Regions from separate parts of the Homo sapiens genome. Here regions 1, 2 and 4 are each linked to region 3. The links are chromatin contacts, found by Hi-C or POLR2A ChIA-PET in ENCODE. All regions are on one chromosome and are shown on one strand. Each heading gives the region's core, a stretch centred on a gene start or an enhancer-like site at or near the end of the contact. The rest is flanking DNA. Distances are from core to core; before and after follow the strand shown.

Region 1 (2,700 bases), core at 158-2,657, 140 kb before region 3:
CTCTCATATACCATTGTTTCAAATATATTTGGTGTAACTACTTTAGAAAACTATTTGGCATTGTCTCCTAAATTTAAACATTTGCATACCTTTTGACCCAGCAGTATCACTACTAAATTATACACCCAATAGAAATGCATGCATGTTTTCACCAAAAGACATAGCCAAGAATATTCAAAGCTACATTATTTGTAATAGCCAAGAGTTGGAAACAGCCTAAATGTTCACCAAAAGTAAAACAGAAAAAATGTGATGTTAATATAAATAAAATGATTAAAACTACTCCTATGCTTAACAGCATGAATGGCTCTCACAATGTGTAGTGAAAGAAGCCAGATGCAAAAGAATCATACTGTACAATTCCATTTATATAACTGGAGGAGGAAGAAGGTTGTTAGTGACTGGGAAGGCTTTACCAGTCCAGAATCCCTTCCTGCCAGAAATTAGGTATTCTGTCTTATAAGATAGGAAATACACAATTCAGAGCTCCAAGATATAATATTTGTTGCATCTGTTGAGACCTAATATATCAGTATTTAACATTGAGCAGTGTTGCTATAAAAAAGAGTAAATGATCCTCTGGCACCTCCTCTGAGTGCTTTCCAAATTAGCAACACCAAGCCTTGCCAGCAGATGGCGGGCCCTGTACACATCTAGGCTGAATAGCCAACAAGAATTTAAGTTAATATTCCAGACTATTCTACAAAGTTACTTTTGTGTTTAGCCAAGTTGTTTCAAACTTTGCTACTTCTTTTCATCCTAATTCTTCACCCTGATATAATCACCACAATGTGCATGTTTAAACTGTATAATTTTCATTCAATTACTTTGCTTCATTTCCTTATTGAAATGTATTTTGTCCAAATTTATCTGCTTTAGAAATTAACAAGGTGTTTTGGATTTATGCACTTCTGTAGGTAAGCTTGAACCATGAGGGCCTTTTCTTTTGCCAGGTCTTGGAAGTGGAAGGCCAAGATAATTTCTCAGGCAGCGCTCATTGGATTTATGTCCCCCCCTTTTTTTTTTTTTTTTTTTTTTGAGATAGGGTCTTACTCTGTTGCTCTGGCTGGAGTACAGTTTCACAGTGACAGCTCACGGCAGCCTTGACCTCCTGGGCTCAAGCAGTCCTCCCCTCTCAGCCTCTTGACTAGCTGGGACTACAGGCACGTGCCACTGCACCCAGCTAATTTTATTTTTTTGTAGAGACAGGGTCTTACTACTATATTGCCCAGGCTGGGCTCAAGCGATCCTCCTGTCTCGGCCTCCCAAAGTGTTAGAATTACAGGCATGAACCACTGCACTCAGTCCTATGTCCCTCTTAAAAGGATATCTTTTAGTGTATCATCTTCCTGCCCTGCCTGTCCTTTTATGGTGCCCATCGCAACAGCCCAGTGCCTTTCTCCCTGGGCTGACAGATAAGTGCCGCGGGGTGACTCATGCTCCATGCCTCCCATCCCTGACTATGGCCTGAAACTTCTCTCCTTCTTCCTCTCCTCTGTTCCGGTGCTACTTCGTACAGTAATGGTTTGTTAACTTTGGAGAGTGAATCCAAATCATGTATTCTTATGTGCACAGTTATATTTCTTTAAATCTGGTAAAGAAAGTCACTTACAAAAAGGGGCAAATTTATCCCCAGTGTTAAGAATTATTTTCTATCCTGGTTATTGATAGATGCCCAGAGAGAAATAGTTGTCTTTGTATATACAGGCATATGCCATTGCACATGCATGCACACACACACACACACACACACACACACACATCCCTCTTTAAATTATCTTTCTATGCAGCATGATGATGACCTATTGAGACTATTGCTCCAGAACATGTGATTTTCCCCCAGCTCTCTCTGACTGCTTGACATGTCCTTGAAGTCTCCCACAGCATGTCCAGCGAACACTTTGCCTGGCATGACTGTGCTGAACTAACTCAGGAATGAGTAAACACTTTTATTTCCTCAGAGCATCAACAAGACGCCTCCCAAGTATTTCTAAGCAGTGTGCCATGGTGTCATTAACAATGTAGGCTCTGGGCCGGCATGATGGCTCATGCCTGTAATCCCAACACTGGGAGGCTGAGATGGGAGGATCGCTTGAGGCCCGGAGTTCAAGACCAGCCTGGTCAACATGGTGAATCCCCATCTCTATTAAAAACAAAAAAATGTAGTCTTTGGAGTCAGAAGCCCTGGGTTCAAATCAGTGTTTGTTCAAACTTCCCAGCTGTAGAACTTGGGTAGATCTTGTGCTTCCTGGGAGCCTCACTCTCCTCTCCTGTTGAAGTGAAAATAATAAGACCTCCAGGGGTTGCTGTGAAGATTAAAAAGATATTACTTTAAAGCATCTAGGTGCATGGGAGACCCTCAGAAGCAAGAAAGCAAGAAAGAAAAGGGCAATATAATTATCATTATGATCTAATTGAACATTTTCCTTTCTGCTGTTTCATCCCAGAGGTGATTTTAAATCAGGTACTTATATCACATATTAAGGTTTTGTACTTCAAGACTGCCCTTGGTGTGCAATTTTTTTCTGCATTTTTTCCCTGTGCCTTGGGAAGGCTACATTTTGTTTTCTTTGCTCTCATGAATCATCTAAGCTAAAATCAGACAATTGTATATACTTACTTCTTCTTTTTTTTTGTTTGTTTGTTTTTTGTCTTTGAGACTCTCTGTCACCCAGGCTGGAGTGCAGTGGCGTGATCTTG
Region 2 (2,700 bases), core at 120-2,619, 130 kb after region 3:
ATGAAGTCCTGGAAGACAGCAGGAAACTTGGAGGTGTTCTGGCTAGAACAGACACACCTCTTCGATGACTCCTAGACCTATCTTATCAAGAACAGAGCAAGGTATGCAATTGTGCTACAGAGAGAAGGTCCAATGGGTGTCACACAGAGGCTGACGTAGCAGAACACGAAAGATTTGCTAAGAGCAAGGATGTCTAAAGCATGAGGCTGGCCTGCCTTTGTGAGGCAGTGAACATGGAGTCCCTGGAAGGAAACCTCTTAGCAGAAGCTCAACCAGCAGCTGTCAAAGATCTGCAGGTGCACTGGGGACTGGGCCTGACTGCAGGGATACATCCCAAATCCTAAAATTCTGGGGTCTCTTCTACAAAGCCCAATACAATTCTTAGTGTTTCTTTCTAGATTTTTAACTATTTAGGAATCATTGCTTCGTGCTGCTGAATACAATCTGAAATCATTTCCATTCTTTTGAGAGGGACAGCTTTAGTTTAGAGCCTGGACCGCTGAGAAACCTGCTCCAACGCCCTAGCCTTCCTGACCTGTGCTATCCTCAAAGCCTGTGTTAAAAAGCAAACAAAACCTGAAGCGCTGTCAATGCCTGAGCATTTCATGGAATGAATACCAAACGCCTATTCATGTTTATACATATCTTTTTGTATTGGTTCACAGTAGTTATGTAGCCAAATGGACAGAATTGGCAATGAACACACTCTAGGTCCCTTTGTTGTTGCTTGTGCAGTAACTGCTCGTCAGAATTTGGGTAAAATTTGCCCGAGAGATATGAACAACACTTTATCCTTCTATTCTGCTTCTGTTCTCCCCGGCTGTATAGTTTTCTATTTTATTATACTACAAGCTGACCTCCAAGCTCCTGGAGGCACGAAGCCTAGAATAAACAGATGCATGCACATACCCAGGCTTGCTCTCTCCTCACCATCCCAATCTCTAAACACCATGCAGAGCACTTTGATTTGACAGTGAAGAGATAACCATCTTGGACAAGCTGATTGCAAAACAGATCTCATACTTGAGCTTAAGAAGCAATCATGCTTTGCCGGGTCATATTCAAATGCTATTTCCAATTTGCACCTGTCTTCAAAATAAGATCCAAGGCCCCTGAACTGTGAAAGGTTTACGAGGTTAAAAAAAAAATGATGTCAGTCACTATTGAAATAGTTCCTCTATGCGGTCATCCAGACTGTTGGAGTAAACAACTACCATTTCTGTAACACAACAGCAACGGGATCCCCCCAGAGGAAAGCCAAGACACTAGCTGATATTCTAGAAGGTGCCTGTGCCAGGGCCTCAGCCTGCCAATAACCTCAGTTGTATTTCAGAACCTGACTGCCTCTCTGCAATGTTGCCAAGGAACTGCAATAAACAATACTACTGAGAGGCCTCTGATCCCTCGGTCGATGGGCTTCCACTGGTAGACACTGTTTATGATTAAGGGAGACGTTTTGCTTCCCATAACCATCCCTGGGTCCACAACGGTGGATGCCCACTGAAAGACAGACAGCAGATGGGACCAGCAGGAAAACACAATCAGGACTCATAAGCTTTGGGTCTAAATAAAGCACTGTCTGCAATCTGAGGGTTAGATTAGGTGAGGCAGACACACAGACAGTATCTGTTTATTGAGAAAGAGGAAAAGAGAAAGAAGGCAGGCAGGGGAGAAACAAAAAGAGGTGACGGCTTCTGGCACATCCCACCTCCTGGAAACATAATCGGTATCTGCTGAAGGCGGAAAGAATGTTGGTCCCATAAATTCTTTAAAATCCCACGAATGCCCTTCTGCCCTTAGCTAGCCCACTGACAACAGGAACACCTCAATGATGAAGAAGTGTGGCTCACACAACACTGAGCTAAAGCTGGCAACGGGTAACAATGAACAGAGAAAGATAAAGCCCTAGAGACTGAGCTGGTGGAAAGTGCAGAGGCTGGGGGCTCCAGGCTGGCAATGCAGTAAAGGTTCTCATACCAGACGTCCGAGTAAGTGGTGAAGACTCCATCCTTGAGGGACTCAGGAGACATCCAGCGCACGGGCAGCAGCCCTTTCCCTCCTTTCCGGTAATAGTCTGTCTCATAGATATCTCGCGTCATACCAAAATCTGTAAGGGAAGAGAGGGCGCAGAGTCACACGCTGGAGCAGGCACCACTGCTGTCACAGCAGAGGACCCTACACTCATTATGTGTGGAGAGACGCAAGGCAAGACACAGACACGTCCCACTTTAAGGTGGCCAAATATTAGGGTTTGCAATTTTATAAGGTGGAGACAGTAAGGGATGATTAATCACATGATGAGCAAATACCAAGCAATCTCCACTTTTAATATATTTACAATTTGATTCCCTTAGGAAGTTAATGCCCTTATTGCATTTAAATGAGAGGCAGGCTGAGCGCAGTGACTCAACGCCTGTAATCCCAGCACTTTGGGAGGCCACGACAGGAAGATCGCCTGTGCCCAGGAATTCAAGATCAGCCTGGGCAACACAGCAAGACCCTGTCTGTATAAAAAATTTTAAAAATTAGTCAGTTGTGAGTGGTGGTGTGCGCCTGTGTTCCTAGGTACTTGGGAGGCTAAGGTGGAAGAATCACTTGAGCCCTGGAGGTTGAGGCTGCAGTGAGCCATGATCACAACACTGCACTCCAGCTTGGGTGACAGAGTGAGAACCTGTCTTGAAAATAAAAATAAGAAAAAAG
Region 3 (2,700 bases), core at 63-2,562:
GTTCACTGAAGCACTATTCACAATAGCAAAAACATGGAATCAACCTAAATGCCCATCAATAGTAGACTTTATAAAGAAGATATGGTACATATACACCATGAAATACCATACAGCCATAAAAAAGAACAAGATCATGCCATTTGCAGAAACATGGATGGAGCTGGAGGCCATTATCCTTAGCAAACTAACACAGGAATAGAAAACCAAATACTGCATGTTCTCACTTATAAGTGGGAGTCCAACGATGAGAAGACATGGACACAAAAAAGAGAACAGACACTGAGGACCACCTAAGGGTGGAGGGAGGAAGGAGGAAGAAGATCAGAAAAAAATAACTATTGGGAACTACGCTTCATACTGGGGTGACAAAATAGTCTGTACGTCAAACCTCCATAACATGAGTTTACCTATATAACAAACCTGCGCATATACCCCTGAACCTAAAATAAAAGTTTTTTAAAAAGAAAATGAGTTAGATCTAGCGTATTGACTATATGAGATATCCATAACATATTAAGTTGAAAAAGCAATGTTAAAGTACTACTGTAAGCCAGGCATGGTGGCTCATGCCTGTAATCCCAATACTTTGGGAGGCTGAGGTAGGTGGATCACTTGAGGTCAGGAGTTCAAGACAGCCTGGCCAACATGGCAAAACCCCATCTGTACTAAAAATACAAAAATTAGCCGAGCGTGGTGGCACACGCCTGTAGTCCCAGTTACTCGGGAGGCTGAGGCACAAGAATCGCTTGGACCCAGGAAGCAGAGGTTGCAGTGAGCCGAGATCTCACCACTGCACTCCAGCCTGGGGGACAGAGTGAGACCCTGTCTAAACAAAATCAATAAAATCCAAGTATGAAGAAGAAGGAAAAAAGCAACCTCTATATATGCTTTATACAGGAAATGTTTTTTATGATACATGTGATTTATAATCACTGCATAAAGTGTTTCTACCTTTTAATCCATTGTTTTGGTTGCAAAGGTCACCAGTTCTCAAGCTTGGCTGCCCTTTGGAATCACCTGGGGATTTTTAAAAACGCTGATGTCTGGGCCCTACATCCAGAGATTCTGATTTAATTGTGATGGGGTACGGCCTGGACATCAGATTTTTAAAGGCTCCTCAGGTGATTTTCATGTGAAGCAAACCCTGAGGACCAGTGGCATAGATAACTGAGGTCTGAAGCCCAATTTTGGAATAGTTTGACATATGACCTGTGAAGCTATTTTTGCAATTGTCCTGTTAACCACTAGATGGCGTGTTATCCACACTACAGCATTTCGACAACCAGGGTTTTGCCGAACTCTTGGGGAGGTGAAGGACGGAGGCAAGCAGGAAGCAACCAAGGATCGAACGGAACAGACCTGGGACCAGGAATTGTGCCAGATTCGGGCCTCATCCTGCATCACGTAGTGAGCATACAGCTTTTTTTTAAGTTCTGGGGGAAAAAATTATCATCATTAAGCCTGACTTTCCTTCAAGTCAGAGAGGAGCTGCTCCTTAGTCTCTTCCTGTTTCAGTGTCTTTTCTTGGATGTGAGTTACAGAAAGTCATTCTTTGTGGAAAGGCCACACCCTCTGTTGTTTGGCTGCAAGGGTGAAATGGAAGGATGCTCTTTGGAAATCTCTTAATTAAAAGTAAATAATTGACTGTGTAGTAAACAGCCAGAGGGGCAATATTTAAACCCTATTTATAGATTCAGATTAGTGGTGGGAGTAAATAGGACAGTCAGGAGAAAACTTAAATTAAGAAGATTCCCGTCACCCTCACACACAAGAGTGTGATTTTTTTTTCTGAAAACAAATACCTCTGGGCTTCATTTTTCTCCCTTTGATCTCAAAATAAACACCAACCTCCACACTTCTTGGTCATGCACTGCTGGTTCATTAAAGAGCCATATGCTGATTTCCTGTGAGTGTTTAACACGTCATGATTAAGGGCAAAGTCAAGAAACAATTTAAGGACAATTTTTCAATAAAATTAGCTCCAAAACTAAGTGTAATTACTGTCAGTGTTTCTATTATTTGGACTTTTTCCCATCAGAATGTATAAATAGTGTTTTTAATGAATATACAAATTATATGTTTCTGAGAACCAAGAACTCTGACTCCATGAGGAGACAGATAGTGTCTGTATCCCAGGGCAGGTAATTAATGTGAAGGATTCGAGATTTCCTTTGTAGCTATTCATCTATAAAGCAGCCTGTGAGCCATGAGGCCCTGCGGACCATCCCATCAAAAATCTCAGCCAAAATTTGTATCAGTTAGGGTTCTCCGAGAACCAGAAGCAACAGGATATATCATATATGATGAAGAAGCAACTCACATGATAATGGAGGCTGAGAAGTCCCCAGATCTGCTGTTGGCAAGCTGGACACACAAGAAAGCTGATGGTATTGTTCCAGTCTTGAGGCCAAAGACCTGAGACCAGGAGAGGCAATAATGTAAGTTCCAGTTCAAGTCCAATTCCAAAGGCAAAGGACTGATGACCCAGCTCAAAGACCAGAGAGTGAAGCTGATGACCCAGCTCAAAGACCAGAGAGTGAAGCTGATGACCCAGCTCAAAGACCAGAGAGTGAAGCTGATGACCCAGCTCAAAGACCAGAGAGTGAAGCTGATGACCCAGCTCAAAGACCAGAGAGTGAAGCTGATGACCCAGCTCAAAGACCAGAGAGTGAATTTTTGCTTACTCAGCCCTTTTTTTTC
Region 4 (2,700 bases), core at 7-2,506, 170 kb after region 3:
CGCTAAATTCCTTCCATGATTAGGTGAGAATTAAGAGAAGGTAAAAGGCAGAGACCTGTCTGCACATCTTTAAAATATGCATACGCTAAAGTTATCATTGTTTCCTGAAGAAAAAGATTACTTAAGTAAATTATTCAGTAAATGTGATTTCCTAATTGTTTCTTAGCTTACTGCCTTTACATTCAAAGAATGCTTTTAAAAATTAGGTTTTTTTTTTTTTTTCCCCTTGAGACAGGGTCTCACTCTGTAATCCAGGTTGGGGTGCAGTGGTGCAATGACAGAGCACTGCAGCCTCAACTTCCCAGGCTCAAGCTACCCTCCTACCTCAGCCTCCCAAGTAGCTGGGACCATAGGTATGCCCCACCATGCTTGGTTAATTTTTCTTTTCTTTTTTTTTTTTAACAGCTGGTATCTCACTATGTTGCCCTGGCTGGTCTCAAACTCCTGGGCTCAAGCAATGCCTTGCCATGGTCTTCCAAAGTGCTGGGATTACAGGTGTGAGCCACCACACCTGACCAGTTACTTATTTTTCTTTAGCTTCCATGTGCTCTATGATATCCAGATTTTATTGATATTGGTATCCTGGTTCTCAGCCTTCTCTATGTTGTAAAAAATGTTTATTTCTACACTTGGGTAGGCCCTATCTCCCAATCTGTAGACCACACAGGATGGGAACAGTTGGTTATCTTCCTGAGGACATCTCTATGTTATCTCTATCGATATTTGAGTGGTGAAGACAGCCCCAGGTACACGGTTCAGAGCACTCCATCTGGGAATCCAAAGGTCAGGTCTGAGCCTCATCTCCAGCATTTACTGAGGAACCCCTCTGGGCAAAAGATTTATTCAGCTCTCCCAGGCTGGAGTCTCTCAGCTGCAAACTGGGGGTGCCTTCCCTGCTTTTCTGGCTGAGGCCAGTTGGAAGAATTGGATGGGCTAAACATAAAAGGATACCGTGAGCTTTTAATCACCCCACAAAAGTGCAGGATGACATGTGCTATTCTCTGAAGTGTGAAAGTCCCCTGGAACAAAGTCTCAGAACAGGAAGGTCCTGTGCCCTGATAAATGGAGCTGAACCCGAGGTCTCCAGCCTACAGAGGTAGGAAGGGACAGTTTCCCCATTTTCAGTGCTTGCTGACATACTGAAAACAATTCTGCAATTATACAACCAATCATTCCAGTTCCTTCCTTCGAGGAGAAAATTGCCTCTTCACGGCTGTCTCTAGGGGGCATCAGAACCCAGGACACAGGCTGTCATCAGCAACAGAGCCATCTGCAACTGATAAGAGTATTTGGCCTTTTTTGCCTTTCTGCAGATGCTCCCACCAATCCATCTGCAAACAGGCTGGTTTATATCATGTCCACTCTCCCCCAAATCCAATATTTACATCAACCTTAGGGGTTCAGCAAGGGTGGATATGTCTATCTAGGTGGAACCAGGCACCATACAGATATTCAGACAATGTTTCCTCTTTGTTTAGGTGTTTCTTAAAAATAGCTTTACTTCTGAAGTATAACCTGCCTATCAAATATTCACCCATCAGGCCAGGCACGGTGGCTCACACCTGTAATCCCAGCACTTTCAGAGGCCGAGGCAGGCAGATCACGAGGTCAGATGATCGAGACCATACTGGCTAACATGGTGAAACCCCGTCTCTACTAAAAATACAAAAAAATTAGTCGGGCGTGGTGGTGAGCGCCTGTAGTCCCGGCTACTCGGGAGGCTGAGGCAGGGGAATGGTGTGAACCCGGAGGCGGAGCTTGCAGTGATCCGAGACAGCGCCACTGCACTGCAGCCTGGGTGACAGAGTGAGACTCCATCTCAAAAAAAAAAAAAAAAAAAAATTCACCCATCATTCCATGAGCTTCCGTAAATTTACACAACTGTCCAACCATCACCACTACTCAGTTCCAGAACACTTCCATCATCCAAGAGTTCCCTCATTCCCATTGGTGGTCAATCTCCACCTCTTCCTTGCAGCCATCCCTGGTCTGCTTTCTGTCTCTATAGTTTTGCCTTTTCTGCAAATTACATACGAATGAGTCATATAATATGTAGTCTTTTGTGTCTGGATTTTTTCTTTTCACTTAGCCTAATGTTTTAGAGGTTCACCCATGTTGTAACACGTGTCATACTTCACGTCTTTTTATTGTTGAGTAGTCAGTTGTCCTTTGTGCCACATTTCATTTATCCATTTATCTTTCTATCCACTCATCTGCTGATGAACATCTGAATGGTTTCCAGTGGGTCTTTCTTTTGGGCTGGGGGTCGGGGGAATCCCGGGAGGCTATTATGAGTAATACTGCTACCAGCATTCATACACAAGTCTTGTGTGGGCATGTTTTCATTTCTCTTGGGTGGATCCCGGAATTGCTAGGTCACAGGGTTGGTGTATATTTTCCAAAAGTCCCAGGGAAATGTGAAAAAGCGGCCATGTTTCAGCCTGACCTTTGAGCTCCAAGAAGGTATTACAAAGCACTGCGTGTTGCACAGTCGAGTGGTAGGAACAAAAGCATAGAAATGCCTATCCGCGAATTTCAATTCTTTTAACTCACCACCCTCCATCTACTTTTTCCTTCTTCTTTTCAAGGCAACAATCCTTGGTAGCACCAAATAATGTGAAACTTTAACTCCTTATTTATCTGATGCCATCAGGAAACAAGGTTGTCCAAACAAGGGGATTTTCCAGATAGTGAAAATAT

What was found. A loop is a pair of places that touch in the nucleus more often than their neighbours do. ChIA-PET counts read pairs that join two places held with the same protein, here RNA polymerase II (POLR2A). Pooled maps may share reads with other maps.
Region 1: a loop to region 3 is called in a map of HepG2, with 11 times the contacts of the local background. The contact joins two enhancer-like sites. A Hi-C loop is called at or near these places in 2 of 168 maps with a recorded cell type or tissue (HepG2 and OCI-LY7), 2 of 37 single-sample maps with no recorded cell type and 12 of 50 pooled maps. POLR2A ChIA-PET finds 5 or more read pairs at or near these places in 2 of 52 experiments (OCI-LY7 and Panc1).
Region 2: a map of Caco-2 shows a loop between it and region 3 (3-fold over the local background). The contact joins two enhancer-like sites. A Hi-C loop is called at or near these places in 6 of 168 maps with a recorded cell type or tissue (Caco-2, GM12878, aorta and 3 more), 12 of 37 single-sample maps with no recorded cell type and 16 of 50 pooled maps. POLR2A ChIA-PET finds 5 or more read pairs at or near these places in 1 of 52 experiments (activated T-cell).
Region 4: a loop to region 3 is called in a map of mammary epithelial cell, with 7 times the contacts of the local background. The contact joins two enhancer-like sites. A Hi-C loop is called at or near these places in 10 of 168 maps with a recorded cell type or tissue (Calu3, GM12878, MCF 10A and 7 more), 2 of 37 single-sample maps with no recorded cell type and 11 of 50 pooled maps. POLR2A ChIA-PET finds 5 or more read pairs at or near these places in 2 of 52 experiments (PC-9 and WTC11).

What each region holds. Positions count from the first base shown.
Region 1 is chr15:99,211,323-99,214,022 of GRCh38, reverse strand. All of the region lies in intron 8 of TTC23 (tetratricopeptide repeat domain 23), which reads left to right. Among named protein-coding and RNA genes, the nearest start is that of TTC23, 37 kb to the left of the region's middle. RefSeq lists a silencer at 1,833-2,033. Within about 2 kb of position 1,407, at least 6 of the 41 ENCODE cell types and tissues checked have a DNase peak (open chromatin) inside an H3K27ac peak, as active enhancers do.
Region 2 is chr15:98,942,330-98,945,029 of GRCh38, reverse strand. IGF1R (insulin like growth factor 1 receptor) reads right to left here. Exons shown (of 21, transcript NM_000875.5): 19 at 1,978-2,107. Among named protein-coding and RNA genes, the nearest start is that of PGPEP1L, 64 kb to the left of the region's middle. Within about 2 kb of position 1,369, at least 9 of the 41 ENCODE cell types and tissues checked have a DNase peak (open chromatin) inside an H3K27ac peak, as active enhancers do.
Region 3 is chr15:99,075,448-99,078,147 of GRCh38, reverse strand. No RefSeq gene overlaps it. Among named protein-coding and RNA genes, the nearest start is that of SYNM, 28 kb to the left of the region's middle. Within about 2 kb of position 1,312, at least 12 of the 41 ENCODE cell types and tissues checked have a DNase peak (open chromatin) inside an H3K27ac peak, as active enhancers do.
Region 4 is chr15:98,903,192-98,905,891 of GRCh38, reverse strand. The region is part of intron 5 of IGF1R (insulin like growth factor 1 receptor); the gene reads right to left. Among named protein-coding and RNA genes, the nearest start is that of PGPEP1L, 100 kb to the left of the region's middle. Within about 2 kb of position 1,256, at least 6 of the 41 ENCODE cell types and tissues checked have a DNase peak (open chromatin) inside an H3K27ac peak, as active enhancers do.